2 separate regions of the Mus musculus genome follow, and region 2 is linked to region 1. Evidence: chromatin loops called from intact Hi-C (ENCODE). Cell type or tissue: heart. All regions are shown on one strand. Links, peaks and the distances in the headings refer to the core of each region. The heading gives the core; the rest is flanking DNA. Region 1 overlaps Nlrc5 (NLR family, CARD domain containing 5). Region 2 holds the start of 9330175E14Rik (RIKEN cDNA 9330175E14 gene).

Evidence for each region. A loop is a pair of places that touch in the nucleus more often than their neighbours do. Peaks named below come from ENCODE experiments on the same cell type or tissue, not always from the same donor. Only the 100,000 strongest peaks of a DNase experiment are listed, where the experiment ranks them.
Region 2: it touches region 1 in a loop (1.8-fold over the local background); 2 of 42 quality-filtered maps call a loop at or near these places.

The regions. Positions count from the first base shown.
Region 1 is chr8:94,489,051-94,497,378 of GRCm38, forward strand. Nlrc5 (NLR family, CARD domain containing 5) reads left to right here. Exons shown (of 49, transcript NM_001033207.3): 15 at 463-531; 16 at 1,280-1,372; 17 at 1,775-1,858; 18 at 2,431-2,520; 19 at 3,281-3,325; 20 at 3,991-4,068; 21 at 5,220-5,303. Among named protein-coding and RNA genes, the nearest start is that of Mir7072, 12 kb to the right of the region's middle. In heart, for the core only: CTCF peaks have their summits at 3,087 (motif pointing right) and 3,562 (motif pointing left); DNase peaks (open chromatin) are centred at 3,161 and 3,541; H3K4me3 peaks cover 520 bases; H3K27me3 peaks cover 2,462 bases.
Region 2 is chr8:94,429,883-94,438,210 of GRCm38, forward strand. 9330175E14Rik (RIKEN cDNA 9330175E14 gene) reads right to left here and starts at 5,221. Exons shown (of 3, transcript NR_015514.2): 1 at 4,954-5,221; 2 at 4,345-4,594; 3 at 3,245-4,264. It also overlaps a transcript of Nlrc5 not described here. In heart, for the core only: a CTCF peak has its summit at 4,509; a DNase peak (open chromatin) is centred at 4,469; H3K4me3 peaks cover 886 bases; H3K27ac peaks cover 371 bases; H3K27me3 peaks cover 3,748 bases.

The DNA of each region.
Region 1 (8,328 bases), core at 20-8,019:
CTGATATGGCCAGAACTCCTACCTTCCTTTGGCAAAGGGGTATATGTTTCCCTCCTTTGAGGGACTTGCAGCACATGGCCAGAGGCTTAGCTCTGTGTCTTGTGTGTCTAATCACAGGCTATTGCATATTGCATAGGGTCTGAACTCTGAAGGTTGGTGGGAGGGGATCTGTCATCTCTACCATCCCCTGTGGTGATAATGACAATGATATTAATGGTGACCATAACCAAGGTGAATTGAGCACTTACTCAATGTAAGTGTACAGCTAGCTAGCACTAGACTGAGACAACTCACATGTGCCAAACTAGTCCCAGAGAGAGGCTAGCCCCAGTCACATGCCAGACTAAAGTCTCACGACCCTGGCTAAGCACCGAGACTGAAAGGTTGACAGTGAGTTTGGCAATGGACCCTGGAACCAGAGGCAAGATGTGTTGAGTCTGGCCTTGCTATGTGTTCCTCCAGGAGGGCACCACTTATCAGCTTCGTGTCTCCTGTGACCTCCGAGTTGTCCCAGAGATCTCGAAGGATCAGGTACAATGGCAATATTCCCTTCCTTGTCCCCAAGCCTTAAGCCTGTCTCAAAGGCTCCCCAGAAGACACCACAACCTGCCATGTCAAGGAGTTATGGCTGTCAACTTCTTGTTTCCTGCATAGCCCATCCCTCCGTCTCCTCCTACTGTCTAGGCAGCCCTATCCTGTACCCTGCACCCTGGGCTGGAGAGACTCTGAACTGAGAAAAGGGGAGCCATGAGCCTCTGATCCCCAGTTCTGGGCATCAGCCTGGGCTCCCCTCAGCTCTGCATCTTCCCATCAACATCACCTTCTTTTTGCCTGCCTGCCTGCCTGTCTGTCGGTCGGTTGGTCTGTCTGTCTCTCTCCTTGCCTATCTCATTCACAGTTTGTTTCTTTCTCCAAGGTCCTCATTCTTATCTCTCCTCTGTCTTTGCTTTTTGTCCCTATCTGTCTCTGCCACTGTCACTCTGTGTCTCTTTGTCTCTGCCTATGTCTATCTCTAACTACCCCTGATGCAATCTCTACCTGTCTCTGTCTCTATTTCAACCTGTCTGTCTCTGTTGCTCTCTTGTTTATTTCTGTCTCTCTCTCTCTCCAACCCCAGCCCTATGCCTCTCTGCTATTTGGGGCATGCTGTGTGTTAGTCCTCCTGCCTTTCTCAATGCCATGTACCACAATCCCACCCTTCTGCCCACTAGGGGCAGCTTTCCTCTGGATACAGTGTCTGGTGGGCACTGCAGAGCTGTGTGGGTCTTGCCCCTTGCAGGCTGACACACTGTGGCTTCCTGGCCAAGCACACAGAGACGCTCTGTGAGGCACTGAGAGCCAGCTGCCAGACCCACAACCTGGATCATCTTGAGTGAGTATTTGATTCCAGAAAGGCAGCGGTGGGGACAGTAGAGTGTTGCTTGGTGATAGAATGCAGGTGTCCTGTTTTCTTTTGAAGAGTCTGATCCCCAGATTTCTTTCTCATTGACATCAGAGACCCTTCAGAGACCTGGGGGGCGAGGGGGGAGGGACAGTGACTTTCTTTCCAAATATACATCTCACACTGGTGCCCTTTGCAGCCATGTCTGGCTCCCAGAAGACCACAAATCTTAGAAAGAATGGTGGGGGTAGGGGGATGGAAGTGTCCCGTGTGTGAAGTGCAGAGTTGTGACGTAGTGCTTAGATTGGGTTCCTGGTCCCAGGAACCAGGTGACCACACTGCTGCCAAAGCAGAACCTACATCCTCCACTAACCTTTGCTTCTTCCTTTCCAGCCTATCAGACAACTCTTTGGGGGGCAAAGGAGTGATCCTGCTAACCGAGCTGCTCCCAGGACTGGGTCCCCTGAAGTCCTTGAAGTAAGCAACTAACCACCCCCCAAGGCCTCTGGGTTCCCACCAGTGAGAGGGGTTGTTCGGGTCTTCTTCTGGATACAGTAAAGATGTAACCAGAAAGTGCGTATGAGCCCTCTTCCCACAGCAACACACAGGCAAGTGTTCAACAAGGCCTCCCCCTGGCTTGACTAAACACTGACTTACTTCAAAGAACTCAGGGCCCCGCCGTTTGCTTCAGGCCTTCTCCAAGCAGCTCCTTTGTGTCTCCTTGGAGAAGAGATAGCTTTCCTCCCGCTCCTGTTAAGGAGTCTCCTCCCATTTTTAATTTACCCTGAGTCCCGCCATTCCCTTATCAGGCGGCAAAATAGAGTTCAGAGGGCGCTCTGGGCTCCAGTTGTCACCTTGAGCAAGTTCCTACCTGCCTAGCTCATCTCCACAGCTGTGCAGTGAAGTTGGGGGGGAGGGTTGTGATGGTCACCTGGGGGTTCACTGGGGTCTGCCATCTGCGGCCAGAGACACTCCCATCACTGGCCCTGTGCTCTGAAATTCAGAGAGCGTGTCTGAGTCCTTCACCACTGTCACTGTGTGATCCTCAGCCTCAGCAGGAATGGCTTGTCCATGGATGCTGTCTTTAGCTTGGTCCAGTGTCTGTCTTCCCTGCAGTGGGTGTTCCACTTAGATGTCAGGTGAGTGGCTGCCCTGTCCCCCACCCTCTCCCTCCTCTCATAAGCCCCTGCTGAGGCCTCATTTTTACAGGTCATTTGGGGTCATCCTCAGGATCTTAGATGATACCAGGTGCAGTGAAGGTGTGCTAGGATTAGTGAATGAAATAAATGAATGAACGAATGGACAAACGAACGAATGAATGAATGAATCAGTAAAGTTTGTGGCTCCATGGTACCAGGAACAATCAAATTTCTCCAAACTCTCCTTGGGACAAACATCTTTCCACTCTCCCTTACCCTCCAGGTTGTCCTTAGATACTCCTGAGCAAACTAGGGGCTGGCTGGTGGCCTTCGGGGCTCAGGGACTGGCTTAACTGGCATCTCCAGAGTTTATGAAGCTGGAGGGGAAGGCACCAGCCAACCCACAGCCCTGGATCTCCCCCATATAAAAAGCCTGTAAAAACCCTCTGCCTTTCTCCTCCTTCCCTGAGAATCCTAAGAATAGAGGTGTGGTGGCAGGTGGCCAATGCTGGTCCTTAACGTTAGGGTTCTTATGTCCTTATTTGGATAGAGCATGGAAGCCTGCCTTCTCTCCTGCTTTACCACGAGAGGGCGCTGAAATAATAGGCCAAGAGCCCTGCAACCAAGACTAACCGTGGCTGTCGATTGATCCATTGTTACTATAGTCCCTGGGTGGCAGGCTATCTCCTGGTCCCTTAAGCCCTTCTCGGGAGGGGACCCTTGGCCTCTTCTCAACCAGCTTCCTCCTCTTCGCTTTTAGCCTTGAGAGTGACTGCATCTTCCTTCGAGGAGCTGGGACCAGCAGGTGAGGAGAGGAGATTTGGGCAGTCGAGCTAGCCTGTAGCTCTGATTCCTGCTTCTTGTGGATGCACAATCTCCACCCTGACAGACATTTTGGTGCCCAAGAATGACCGCCAGGTCTGGCGAGGTCTCTGGGGCAGCTTGGCTAACTAGTCAGCAAGCCCCTGCAAAACCAGGCTAACTCCAATTTAGCACTTCACAGGCTCTTCCAGCTGCCCCCTGGTGGCAACAGGCGTCATGGCCCGAACCCTGGAGGCTGTCCACACAGCTGGGCAGTGACTTCACCACAGCTAACGCAGGCGATCAGAAGCCAGGCTAGCCCCTGGCTTAGGTGCTCTTGGTTCCCTAGCTTAGGGTCTCTGCGGGATCTCAGGGCAAAAGAATTGTGGATCAGGGAGACAGAAATACGGTTTTGACAAAGTGGTGGCAGGGGAGGCACTCCATTCTGTCTCCACTCACCTGGTTGGGGGCTGCCCTGGACGGGTGTGAATTGTTGATTTTCCTCGCCCCAGCTTCCCTTTCATGGATCTCAGTTCCTCCACCTGAACAATGAGGGGCCTGGCTGGAATCAAATCTCCAGATCCCTTCCAGGTGTGGAAGTCCTGAGGGCGTGGGAGCCCCCCAGGTGTGGCTCAAGCTTTCTTTTTGCTATGCTTTTCCCCCTCCAAGGGATGCACTAGAACCAAAATTCCAGACTGGAGTCCAGGTACTGGAGCTGAGTCAGCGGTACACCTCCCGGAGCTTCTGGTACTGTTTCCCACTTTTCTTTAGGGGTCAGGGATTGGGCAGAGCCAGGAGCTCGGGGTTATAAATTAAAAGAGTTTGAGAGATGGGAAAAGAAAAGGACAGGGGACCTAGCTCTGGGGGTTGCTGGGCCCTTTGGATCACCTCAGTGGAGCTAAGGCCTGACACTCTCCTAAGAGAAGATTGTCATATCTCTGAAACACACTGGAAACCCACTCTCCCCCACCCTGACTCTCTCTCTGTCTGCTTTTGAGACTTTCATTTCTAGAAAGGGGTTTATGTCATACTCCAGAAAAGTCTGGCCACAAGGGGATCTAGGGGATTTCCCAACTAGGCCACAAGGGGCTAGAAGACCTTCCTGAGACCTGGCATTCTCCCATCAGAGCTGCCTAAGTAAGAGATGCCTAAGCTGGTGCCAACAGAGCTATTCAGAGGGAACTTGTCATGCCCCAGGCAGGAGAGGCAACATGAACAAAGGCCAGGATGAGGGCACGTCTGGAAGCATTGCAGTGTAGCTAGAGCACATAGCAGCAGAGCTTGGGCGGGGTGTTCAGTTTTTACTTAAGGGTACTAAGGAACCACTGAGGGCTTTAAGCAGTGGATTTTGAGCAGTGGGGAGGCCCCATTAGATTCTCAGTGTTGAAAGATCAAACACGAACTGGAGAAAGGATCCAGCAGTTAAGAGCACTCACTGCTCTTGCAGAGGACTTGGGTTCGGTTCCCAGTATTCACACAGCAGGTCACAACCATCCCTACCTCCAATAACAGGGGGTCTGACACCGTCTTCCGTGGGCAGCAGGCATGCACTTGGTGCATGTGTATGCATGCAGGCAAAACACATTTTACAAATTAAAAAAAAGGTGAGACCCTCAGAGGGTGGTGATGGATTGTGACATCGAGAGTGGAAGTCAGAGGTGATAAGGAATCCAGGTGAGTGAAGATGAGGCCTGGGCTCCGGCAGAGGTGGTGGACAGAGAGGAGTCACCACGTGGAGCAGCTTTGATGTAGATATCGTGATGGCTGGTCACAGGAGAGTTGGGAAGGGGAGTGTGCTCTGCGGGGCATAGGAGAGGCACCTGAGGCCTGCAGTTCTGGGGAGGGTGTCTGATAGAAGAAGGGTCCTCTCTGAAGCCCCATCCTCTTCCCTCTCTCAGCCTTCAAGAGTGTCAGTTGGAACCCACGAGCCTTACCTTCCTCTGTGCCACTCTGGAGAAGAGCCCAGGGCCTCTGGAAGTCCAGTAAGTAATAAGACAAAACCCGGAGTGCACAGGGTGGCTGGGTGGCTGTGCAGAAAACTGGGTGAGGGCTTATAGGGGAGACTTGATAAATCTTTGACGGCCTTCTTCCACCAGACCAATCAGCCCTACTCTGCCAGTTATGAGACCCATCAGTGGTCAGGCCCTCTCCCAGGAGCCTCAAGTACTGGACCACATGGAGTTCTGTCTCAGAGCCCCACACAAGTCTCTCCTTCATCCTGCCTCTATGGCTAATCTCATCACCTTTGAACCCCTTGTCCCTGAAATACCTCACACTTCAGAACAACCAGGCCCTTGACCATAACCAGGAGTTCTCTCAGCCACATGGAAGCTGGCTGAGTCCTTGTACTTCAGTTTCTACTTCTGTGAACAAGACATTGAGCCTTTCCTTGGGAGTCAGTGTTAAGATTCTTATACAAGAATAACCTTTTTAAAAACTGTAGGCTGGAGCCCCTCGCTAAGCAAACCCGTCCTCTCACCGAATCATGGTGTCATTTGTCACAGTCTTGTCCTCCTCTCGCTCATTGTATACTATGTTTTTACTTTCTGGTTGTGTAGTTCTTATCCAAGATACTCAGGACTGGAAGGGTTTTAAATTTTCTTCAGATTTTGGAATGTTTGCATATGCAGAATGGGATACTTTGGGAAAGGGAACCGGGTCTAAACACAACATTCACTCGTTTCGTGTAAGCCCTCTGAAAGCAATATCCCGTTTCTATAATGGACCTGCTGCACTTAGGGCTGGGACCTGTCAGGACTGGAATTTTCCACTTGCAGTGTGACATCAGCGCTCAAACTATTACAGACTTTGGATTTTGGATTTTCCGATTAGTGAGCCTATAGTCTCACCTGCATCAAACCTGCTTTCCCAGGTTGTAGCAACCTCATGCCCTGACTTCTGGCTCCACCTCAAATCAATTCCAGACCATTGGACAAGCTAATCCGTGTAGACCTCAGGTGTGTTTCCTATGCACTTCTCCGTACAAAACACACCCAGAAAGAGGGGTTTGCATCGTCTGAAAGGATTGAATCCAGCCATGGGAGATCTCCCTGCAGCTAATTACTATTCAGTGACAGTGTGGTTTTCTCTCAGGGTCAGGTCGTGTGAGTCCAATTCATTAAAAGCATTTTATTACATTTATTCACTTATTGTTTGGGGATGGGAGGGGGTGTGTTGTACCCACACGTGCAGTGTGTGTTCAGAGGTCAGAGGAGAAGTTTCACGAGTCATATCCCAGGGATTGAATTCAAGTTGTCAGGCTTGGCAGCGAGCAAGTATCTTTGCCCTTGGAGCCATCTCACCAGTCCTCAGTTCACTGTTTCTTTTTACAGCTTATTCTATTTATTTTGTGTACATACGAGGGTGTGCGAGCTGTGGTGCTTACTCTCGGAACTCAGTGGAACTCAGTGGAGTTCATGGTTATCGGTTCTCGCAGGTCACCACATAGGTCCCAGGGAGCATCTCAGATGTCACCCTCCCCAACTGATTCTTTTAAACAAATTCCTTTAGAATAAGTTTAGACAATGTTTCAAAAAAGTTACAGAGAGTCAGCATCTGCTACACTGTGTGTTTGTTAAGGCATTACAGTGGAGAAGCCCCCTGAGGCCCATCTGGGCCACATAGTTGGTTCTAGACCAGTTAGGATTACACATCCACACTCTGTCTAAAAAAAAGAAAACAGAAAATTTCATGTGCACACACAGTATGTACTCATGTACAAACACATGCACACATAATTATTTTAAAGTTGTTTCCAGATATTTTACAATTTTTTTCTTTTTTTTTTTTTTTTTTTGGTTTTTCAAGACAGGGTTTTTCTGTATAGCTATGGCTCGATACTTTACAATTTTACTTGTAAATATTTTTAGTATGGAAAGTTTTAAATACTCTTATGTTTATTGATCTAAATTTTTTTAAAGACAAAATCTTACTGTGTAGCTCTGGCTGGCTTGGAACTTCCTTTGTAGACCAGGCTGGCCTTGAAATCACAAAGATCCACCTACCTCTGCCTCTCAAGAGCTAGAATTAAAGGCATGCCCCACCATTCCCTGCGTTTTTATTCTTAATGTAACCACAAAAATATTATCGAACCTCAGATATTAACAATAAAGTCCTAAAATTATCCAGAGCATCATTCAGTATTCGGTGGCCGTGCCTGAGGTGTTTCTGCAGAGGGCTTGCTTTTCCGGGCTTTCGCACCTTGGCCATCTTCAGCAGAGCACTGCAAGCCCATCTAGATATGTGCAGACGGCTACACTAGGCTCTCCTGTGTTGTCACAGCAATGCTACCCAAAGCACTCCAGCATTGTCTACCTGTTAGGCACCCACTGAATAGGAGGCTGTAGGGTGCGCACAGGGTTTGGGGCTGCAGGCACTGCCTAGAATCCATAAGAAAGACAGGCAGAGCTGGGGGTTTTGCGCACAAGCCATATCTCAGGGTCCCCTCCCCCCCAGCATTGATTGGGTGTCCTGGGACTTGCTTGGAGGTCAGAAAAGGTGGTCAGTTCCCTGCTGCTTACCCACTTCTCATTCTACCTACTGGGGACCTGTAATAAGTCAAAATGGGTCATATGACCATTGCTTTAAAAAAATCTGTGTAGACCCAGAGGCCATAGTATTGTGGGCTAGGGACGTGGGGAACATGGGAAGGTGCTGTGAAAAGACCCTCAGTGAAAGATCCCACTCAAGACACTGCCCTGAGTCCTGGCCAGGTGGGGACAGAAAGAGCTAGTCTGAGCCCCTCTATCCCTTACCTACCCCCTCCTCCCAGCCAACCAATGAGTAGAGCAGGACTGAGGCCAGCAGGCTCTTAAGGCACAAAGGGAAAGGGATAGAGGAGAAAGAGCAGAGGGCAGAGGGAGTGAAGGCAGGAGAGAACCCCAGCCCAAAGGAACAGGACAGGAAGTGGGGACAGGAAGTGCCTCCAGACCCTCAGTGGAGGTTGAATGTGATTCTCTAGATATTCAGGACACACAGTGGCCCAAGGGCAGATGTTAGGACTGTCTC
Region 2 (8,328 bases), core at 102-8,101, 59 kb before region 1:
ATCAGGAGTGGATTAGTGACTCCCAAAGCAGACTGTGATAAAGCCGGACCACCCCTTGTCTTCCCCCCTCTCCACCTGTGCCCCCTTGCCTGTCTTTACTGGGAGTTGAAGCAGTATGATATCTTTTCTGAGGCCATACTTATGATGCCATAAGACTTTCCAGCCTCCACAACAGGCTATTATGTATGTGTACTGTGAGACAAGTAAAGTCACCTTTTTAAAAATGCATGTACAGCCGGGTGGTGGCGGCACATGCCTTTAATCCCAGCACTTAGGAGGCAGAGACAGGCAGATCTTTGAGTTCGAGGCCAATCTGGTTTACGGAATGAGTTCCAGGATGATCAGGGCTATATAGAGAAACCCTGACTTGAAAAAACAAACAAACAAACAAACAAACAAACAAACAAACAAATGCATGTGTGCGTGCATTTGTGAATCTTTGTGTTCATGTGTGTGCAGGTGTGTATGTGTCTTTGTGCCTGCTTGTAGAGACCAGAGTATAAACTCACTTGTTCACTGTCTACTGCATCTGAGACCAGGACTCTCATTGGCCTGGATCTCACCAATTAAGCTGGACTAGGCAGCAAGTTCCAAGCCCTCTCCGCTCCCTTTTCATGGTCTGAGCTCCCCTTATCCCTGTTCTCTTCTGCCCTTGGATCTCAGAGCATGAGTCTGATACTAGATGCAGCCAGGGGCGTGGGGAGGGTTCTTGAAAGGTTCCTGGAAAAAAAAATGCTTAGGGGCTGGAGAGATGGCTCAGCAGTTAACAGCACTTGTTGCTCTTGCAGAGGACCCAGGTTTGGCTCTAAGCACCTTCGTGGTGGTTCATAACTGTACCTAACTCCAGTTTCCAGGAGATCCAATGCCATCTTCTGTCCCTGAGGGCACCAGACATGCACTTAGCATACATACAAACAGGCAAAGCACTCATACATAAATAAAAATAAATCTAAAAAAAAAAGTGTTTGTCAGCCCCAGATGTCCAACAGGAATTTCAGGCTCTGTAATGGTCTCTAGGGTAGCGACATTGGCTAGAAGCTACAGTGGATCTCTCCCTTAAGGAGCCCCTAAATCCCAAGGCTTTCCCTTAATGCTACAGAGCATAGGCAGGAGAGCTTGCCACCCAGGTAACCCCTATGTCATGCCCAGAAACTCTTACATCACTAAGGACATTCTGAGAAGCCCTTTAGAGTGTCCTCTTGCAGCCCCCATACCCTAGCTTGGACCTTGGAAGGCATCCTTAGCAATAATAGAAAACAGGTGTACTGCCCCCACCCCCAGTATCCTTGTCTGTCATTTTGGAGCAGGTCTCTAGGTCTGTTGGGGGGTGGGGCACTTACAGGTTCCCAGAGAGCATATAACAGGATCTATGGCAACCCAGAGAGCAGAGGCTTGTTCGAACAGAACAGACAGACCCTCTCTGAAACCTACTCCTCTGTGTCGCCCACCCCCCATTCCTTTGCCCCCCTCCCCCATTCCAGAAGCTGTGCATTGGGTTAACCTCTAAGGACCAGGACAACCTTGGCCCAGGTCAGATGCTGGCAAACCTGATTAGAATCCATTGCCTGGAGGCTATGGCTCTGCTCTTTCCAGACAGCAAACAGTGCTTCCCCCAGCCAGGGCTCTGAGCAGTACATCTTCTCATCTCTGGTCCGTAGGCTGCTGGTCTGTAGGCTGCTGGTTTATTAGGCCTTAGGTAAAGGGGACTTTTTTTCCCAAATGAAGGACCCTTTCTACCTCCTTGGGGTGTGGGGATCCACTTGTCTTACAGTCACCTAATATTTCCATCTGTAAGTGTAAGGTTAAAGGTTCGAGCCCACTTCCAGGTTTGAAAACCTATCAAAACCCGCCAATCCCTGATCTTGAAATCCCACCAATCCCTGAGCTTGTCTTGAAATCCCACCAATCCCTGAGCTTGACTTGAAATCTCACCAATCCATGCCTTGGAAATCTCCTGTGGACACACACACACACACACACACACACACACACATACACACACAAAGAGGTCTCCTGTTCAGTTCCCTGTATTGTTGCTGCTTACCTGAGCAATAGCAGATACCCTCTTGCATGAGGTTTGTTACACAAACCTAACTGCCAAGGAATATCTTAGCCTTAAGAGCAGCAACAGTTGCACTGGGGAAATGTTCCCCCTCAGAGCAGAGCTGTTCCATTGGGGAAGGCTTTTTCTTCAGAGCTGTAACACTTGCAGTAAGTTCCCAGTGAAGTGTACTCTGTCCAGGTCTCCGTCTGTTCACCCTTCTTCAATCTTCTGGCACTTTGGGCCAGTTCTCACACACAGGGACCCAGCTCTCCAAAGTGGATAATCATGCAAGCCACCAAAGAAGAACCCTATGTACTTTAGCCAAGGGAACCTGGTATTCATGGTTTTCAAGCCATTGGTTGAGCTGCTATGAAAAGTCTTTCCCTGGGGAGATGTGAACAGCATCTATCTTCCCCTCCTAATTACAACCCAAAAGTCCGTTTCACCACAGTTCTCCCCGGGGAACCAGTGAGTTTATTGTACTTTCTTACTTACAGAGCACAGTGACCCCAAAGCAGCTACACTGGAAAGTCTCCACCCAGCATGGACGATGGCTTGATGGCTTCCCCAGAGCTGTATAGGTGGAGCCTTCCCCTCTAGTTCTCCCCAGCCTATATACTCTTGCCCTGTCTAGAGGCCTCATGCAATTAGGGCAGAATTGCACACAAGTGACTGGGAGGAGTGGCCAGAAACTCAGGAGAGGGTCTAATGTCCTAGTCTCATGAAGATGGCAGCATCTGAGCTCATAGGATACCTTCATAACACAGACCGAACACAGGGTAACTCTGGGGAAATGGTTCTCTCAGAACCCTTATTGGCAGGCCTGTTTCCACAACAGGCATGGAACTGGGTTTCCGATCCGGTGTTTCTCATTGCCATTATTGTGTGACCTTGACATCTCTGGATGAGACATCTAATGAGATGTTAACCTCTGCCTGGATCCTTCATGGGGCTGTGTGGGTTTAAGTACATCTAAATATGGCCCGTGCTTGTCTTTCTGGGTGGTGGCTACTTGTCTGTGTCCACTGAAAGCCCTCTGTCAGCAGGGAAGGATGTAGGTCCAGCAACACATAATGGTTGGGAGAATATGGGGTGAGCCTTACTGTTGGGCTGTAACTCTTCTCACACTAACAGATGACAGCCCACCATGTACCACAGGCTGGGACTCCACCATGTGACAATAGGAAACGGAGGCTGGCTAAAAACAAGGCATCTATTTGTAAGAGGCGAGCCAGGTAAGGTTGGGAAAGCTAAGAGTCACACATAAGTAATCAGTCAAAATAATAATGACTCCCCCCCACACACACTCTTGCCTGTCAAGAACTTTCTAGATTTCCGGCTCGGTCCCGGGAGGGAGGAGGTTAGAAGGTCACAGGAATTTGAGATCCAAAGAAGGGGACTAACGTAGAAGGATTTCTTAAGAGTTTTGGGCACACAGCACATCTGCTCTAACTTCTTCTGAAGGAATTGGAAGGTGCTCCTTCTCTGGTCCTCAGGACAGATGACAGAACTGAAACTCAGAGTCAAGACTTTTGTCTAGGGCAGTGTTTCTCAATCTGGGGGACCCAACCTCTGCCAAGTCAAATGATTTCATTATGATTCGTAACAGTAGCAAAATTACAGCTATGAAGTAGCAACGAGAATAATGTTATGGTTGGGGGTCAGCACAGCGTGAGGCTGCAGTATTAAAGGGTCCCAGCATTAGGAAGGCTGAGAACCACTGGCCTAAGGTGATGTAGCCAGCACTTAAGAGGAGGACTTGAGCCTGAGGTTTGGGGGTCATGGGTGTGCTGATGACCCTGCCCTACAGTGCTAATGCACTGTCTCCCCATTCCTCCCCCAGAGCATTCTGGGAAAGTTGCTTCACTGTGGGATGTCACAGAAACCATCCTCAGGAGGAGCCTGGCCTCCTGTTCTGGGACAAAGACAAGAGGCAGGGCAGGTTGTAGAACTTGGAACAGAGACAGGAACTTTCCAGGGCTGACGCTGGCCCTGTAGTCCTTTTCTTACCGCCCACCTCTTTCCATCCCTTATCCCTGCACCAAGCTTTCTTCTGTAGCCTAGGCAACCCTTGCACCCAGGGACCAGCAGAGACACACCTGGAGGCCGCGCTTGTCCAGGTCAGGTCTCAGGTGATGAGCCGCTGTCGCCACTGGACCCTGGACCCAACTCCACGAAGTTTTGCTCAGTGGCTCCTCCTGCCTTCATCCTACATCGTCTCTGGGAAGTGTAGAAAGAAGGGTTGTGCGGGTCCTGCTGCGCTCTGGCCCCACCCACTTCCTGGCAGATGCCCACCTTACCCAGTCTCAGTAGTCAGAGAGGCATGTCCCGCTGCGATCTCCAAGCCGCGGCGGGTTCCGGGCACGCTACTCGCGCGCCCTGGGGCTGGCACTTTGAATCCACGTGATTTCTCGGCAGCGGCAGTAGAGTCTATGAACTAGCGAACAGCGCCCGCTCAGTGGCCACTTTCAGTTTCCACAGAGCGCGGTGGAGAGGGAGCTGAACTGGTGAGTTACCTGCCCAAGCCGGGGCGCGGAGGGAGATCTGTGCCTAGAGAGAGGAGGGGGTGTCAGGGGCTAGGTGGATAGACAAACGGACTGAGGGGCCCGGGTGGGTTGGGGTACTGGTGGCTTAGCAAAATGCAGTCGGACACTGTAATTTGGGGACCACAGAAATTGGAGGGAGTGGCTCAGTTTGGGAAAAAACTTTGTATGTCTGTGCGCCCCCTCTCCTGGTGCCTGCCACACTTGTCATCCCCCACCCCCAACCATACTTTCTTCTTGTTTTTTTTTTTTTCTTTTCAATGCCTTTGCTTTAATAATAATCCAGAAGCCGCCCTGTTTGCTACATATAATTCTGAATTTTCAGCCAAAACAACAAAACAAACAAACAAACAAACAAAACCCCACCTTTTATTAGACAGATAGAATTTGGCTGAACCGTAGCAACTTGCTGTTCTATAGAGGAAAGCTGCGTTCTCTAAGAGTTGCCAACCTCAGGTCGGTGGCTTCTGGCTACCAACATTGTGTTGGAACAAATACTAGATATTAAGGAATGTACAAAAAGACAGGGATCTTTAAAAACAAAAACAAAAACAAAACAGAATATTGTGTTTTAAAAGAGAACGATGTTTCTTGAATGTCCATCACCTGTATTTCTAATGATCATTGAAACTTTCCAGTCACAAGGGTAAGCCTGGGCAGCCTTTTGTCCCTGGCCTACCACAATGCCACGTGGGGTTTAAACCATTTTTTTTCCACTCAGAAAAGCTGAGCTGGGAGCTCTGGGAGGTTCCTGGAGAATTCTGGGTCTTCAGTACTATTGGTATATATTGTCAGGATTCTTCTGAAAAGGGCGGGAGGGGCTTCATACAGAAAAGGTATTTTGAAAATTGACCTTCATGATTGGGGGAAAAGGCTAGAAAATGACCAAAGGTGGGTGTAGCTGAGCCATACCTGCAGCTTTCTCTTCCTGAATCGCTTTCTTGCAAAGAAAGGAAACCCGGAAACCTGCCAGGTTCCCTCTGGGATGTAGCTCAGAGACAGGGCAGACCCTGGTTTGAGTCCCCGGCGCCACAAAAATAAGGCACCAGGCCTGAGCTCCCACCAGAGAACAGAGTGGGCGGGAGTGACTGGAAGTTCATAAGGCCCCTCATGGTGTACTGTCCACAGACCAGCACCAGCAATTATGCCTTGCCTGCCCTGCCTCCAGGACCAGCGCCCATCTGTCTTGGAATAGGACCTCTGGGTGCTCTCAATACTGTGCATCATGACCATGAGTTACGATTTCAGATCTTGGAAGGTTGGTTCCCCATCTATAGTACAGACATTATGTTCAAAATTTATCTCCTGAATCGAGTGAGACGAAATAGAAACAATGCCTCGGCCACAAGTGTGAGGAGCCTGGGGTCCTGATGGGACAAATGCCGAAGCTAAGGGAACGCCTTAGTGCCTTAGTCTGCTTAGTCCGGTCTGCCCAGAAAGCACAGGTTGGCCTGATCTCAGAAGCTAAGTATGCTTAGGCCTAGTAAGCACTTGGTTGGGAAAGTCTGCCTAGACCTGTTCCCGGACCAGCCCGAGGATAGCAGTACCTGGTCAATGTCTATGTGCTCTCTCTCTCTCTCTCTCTCTCTCTCTCTCTCTCTCTCTCTCTCTCTCTCTCTCTCTTTCTCTCTTCCCTCTAGAAAGAGTTCAACAAAACTCTGTAGATTCTCTTCTCCCATATTTTGTGCTGTGTGTTGGGTAAAGAAGACATCCCCACTGCCTCTGAACGTGACCTTATTTGGACACAGGGTGACTGCAGACACTTAAGATGAGGTTGTAGGGTGGGCCCAGTAAGACTTCTGCCCACTAATAGAGGCGATCAGCATATCCACATAGATACCTCAGGAAGGCGGCCATCTTGGGGAGGCAGAGACTGCAACTACAAGCTGAAAGACAAAAATCCCAGCAACCAAAGTGTCCCAATCGGAAAGAGGAAGGCCCCTTTACTAGCATCCTCAGAGGATGCAGACTGCAGAGAATAAAAAAATAAAAAGCCATTTCTGCCAGCGCTTGATGGAACTTTTGTTTTTTTAACCACATCTGATACATCATCCCAGCATCTCTCCTCTACCACCAGCAGAGAATTGTGGCAAAAGAGATGCAAACACTTAAGTGTTGGGGGAAGGCACGGCTGAGAGGGCAAGAGATCTGCCTAGCTTCAGAAGATTCTGGGTTCTATCCTTACTACAGAAGACAAGCAAAAACCTCTTTGTAGGTGTTCTCAGGATGCAAAGCATCGTCTCTCTTCACCAAATATGTTTCTGTGAGTGTAGTTGATAGCCTTTAATGCTAGCACTTGGGAGGCAGAGGCAGGTGGATTTGGGAGTTCGAGGCCAGCCTGATCAACAGAGTGAGTTCCAGGACAACCAGGGCTACACAGAGAAACTCTGTCTCGAAAAAACCAAAAAAAAAAAAAAAAAAAAAAACAACCCAAAAACAAAACAAACAAACTCCTGTTTCTGGGTCCCTGAAAGTGGGTAGAGGCAGCATGACCCCCATTCTTTTCTTTAGGAGAGCCTTGAGTCTTCCATTCTGTGGATCTCGGAGATGTGGGTAGCAGGCTTTGTGATTCTGGTCACCTGTGACTTCGGATTCTTCCCTTTCTCTGTCACTGCCTCAAATCATAGCATAGACACACCCATTGCTCCAGATTGCTCGATCTTCCTGATGACCTCATATGGTGCTCCTCCTAACTCTAACTCAGAGAGGCACTGGCCACCCTCTGACTGACTCACCCATGACTCTTGTTGAAGGGTAATTACAAGAAGCTGATATGCAGAGACCCTCTAGCACTAGGTTTTTCCATGTGTTTGTTACCATATTTTAATGAACTCAGATATGTTTTTTAAAAAGTCACTTGTTAAACTAAATAATATGTATGATGCTAAAATAAAACCAAAGCTCAGGTGTGGTGCCATATACCCAGTATATATAGGTGGTTGAGGCGATGAGAGTTGGAACATAGTTGGTCTCAGAACCTAGGTACTGAGACCCTGTCTCCAGCATTTTTTTTAATCAATTACTTAATTAAGTAACAAATACATCTATAGAGTAAAAAATCCAGTCACTCAGATGCTATCTGTGAAGACAAGCAAGAACAAGCAGTGTGATTGGGTTTCTGTATCTTATTCCAGTGTCTCTCTCAGACTTTACAGACAAGAGTATCCAGTGTTTTCCCCTACACAATCAGCCTCAGCTAAATAGACTTTAGATCATACACATACAAATATACAGACGTACATATGTGCTTCCATGACCATATACATGCACACACATGTGTATTCTCTCTCTCATGATGAGAGTGTACTGCATAGAGTGTGGACAGGTTTTTTTTTATTTAATGCAATAAATAATCTTTTATTTTTCTCTCTATATTTATTATTTTGGTGCTGGAGATCAAACACAGGGCCTTGGGCATACCTAGTGAGCGCTTTTCCACTGAACCATGTCTTCAGCCCTCTTTATGGTTGTATATTCTCTGTGTGTAGAAAAACCTACTTATGCAAGTATATTCTGTACTTTGACCATATATATATTATATGTATATATACATACATACAGTATATATTAGATGTAAAAATTAATATATGTATTTTATGTATCTATAAAATAATGTATTATTTTGTACATCTATATAAAATCCAGGATCCACAAATGAAAGAAAACATTCAATGTTTATTTTTCTGAGTTTGTCTGGTGATCTCCAGCTGGGTCGATTTTCTTGCAAACACCATCTTTCTT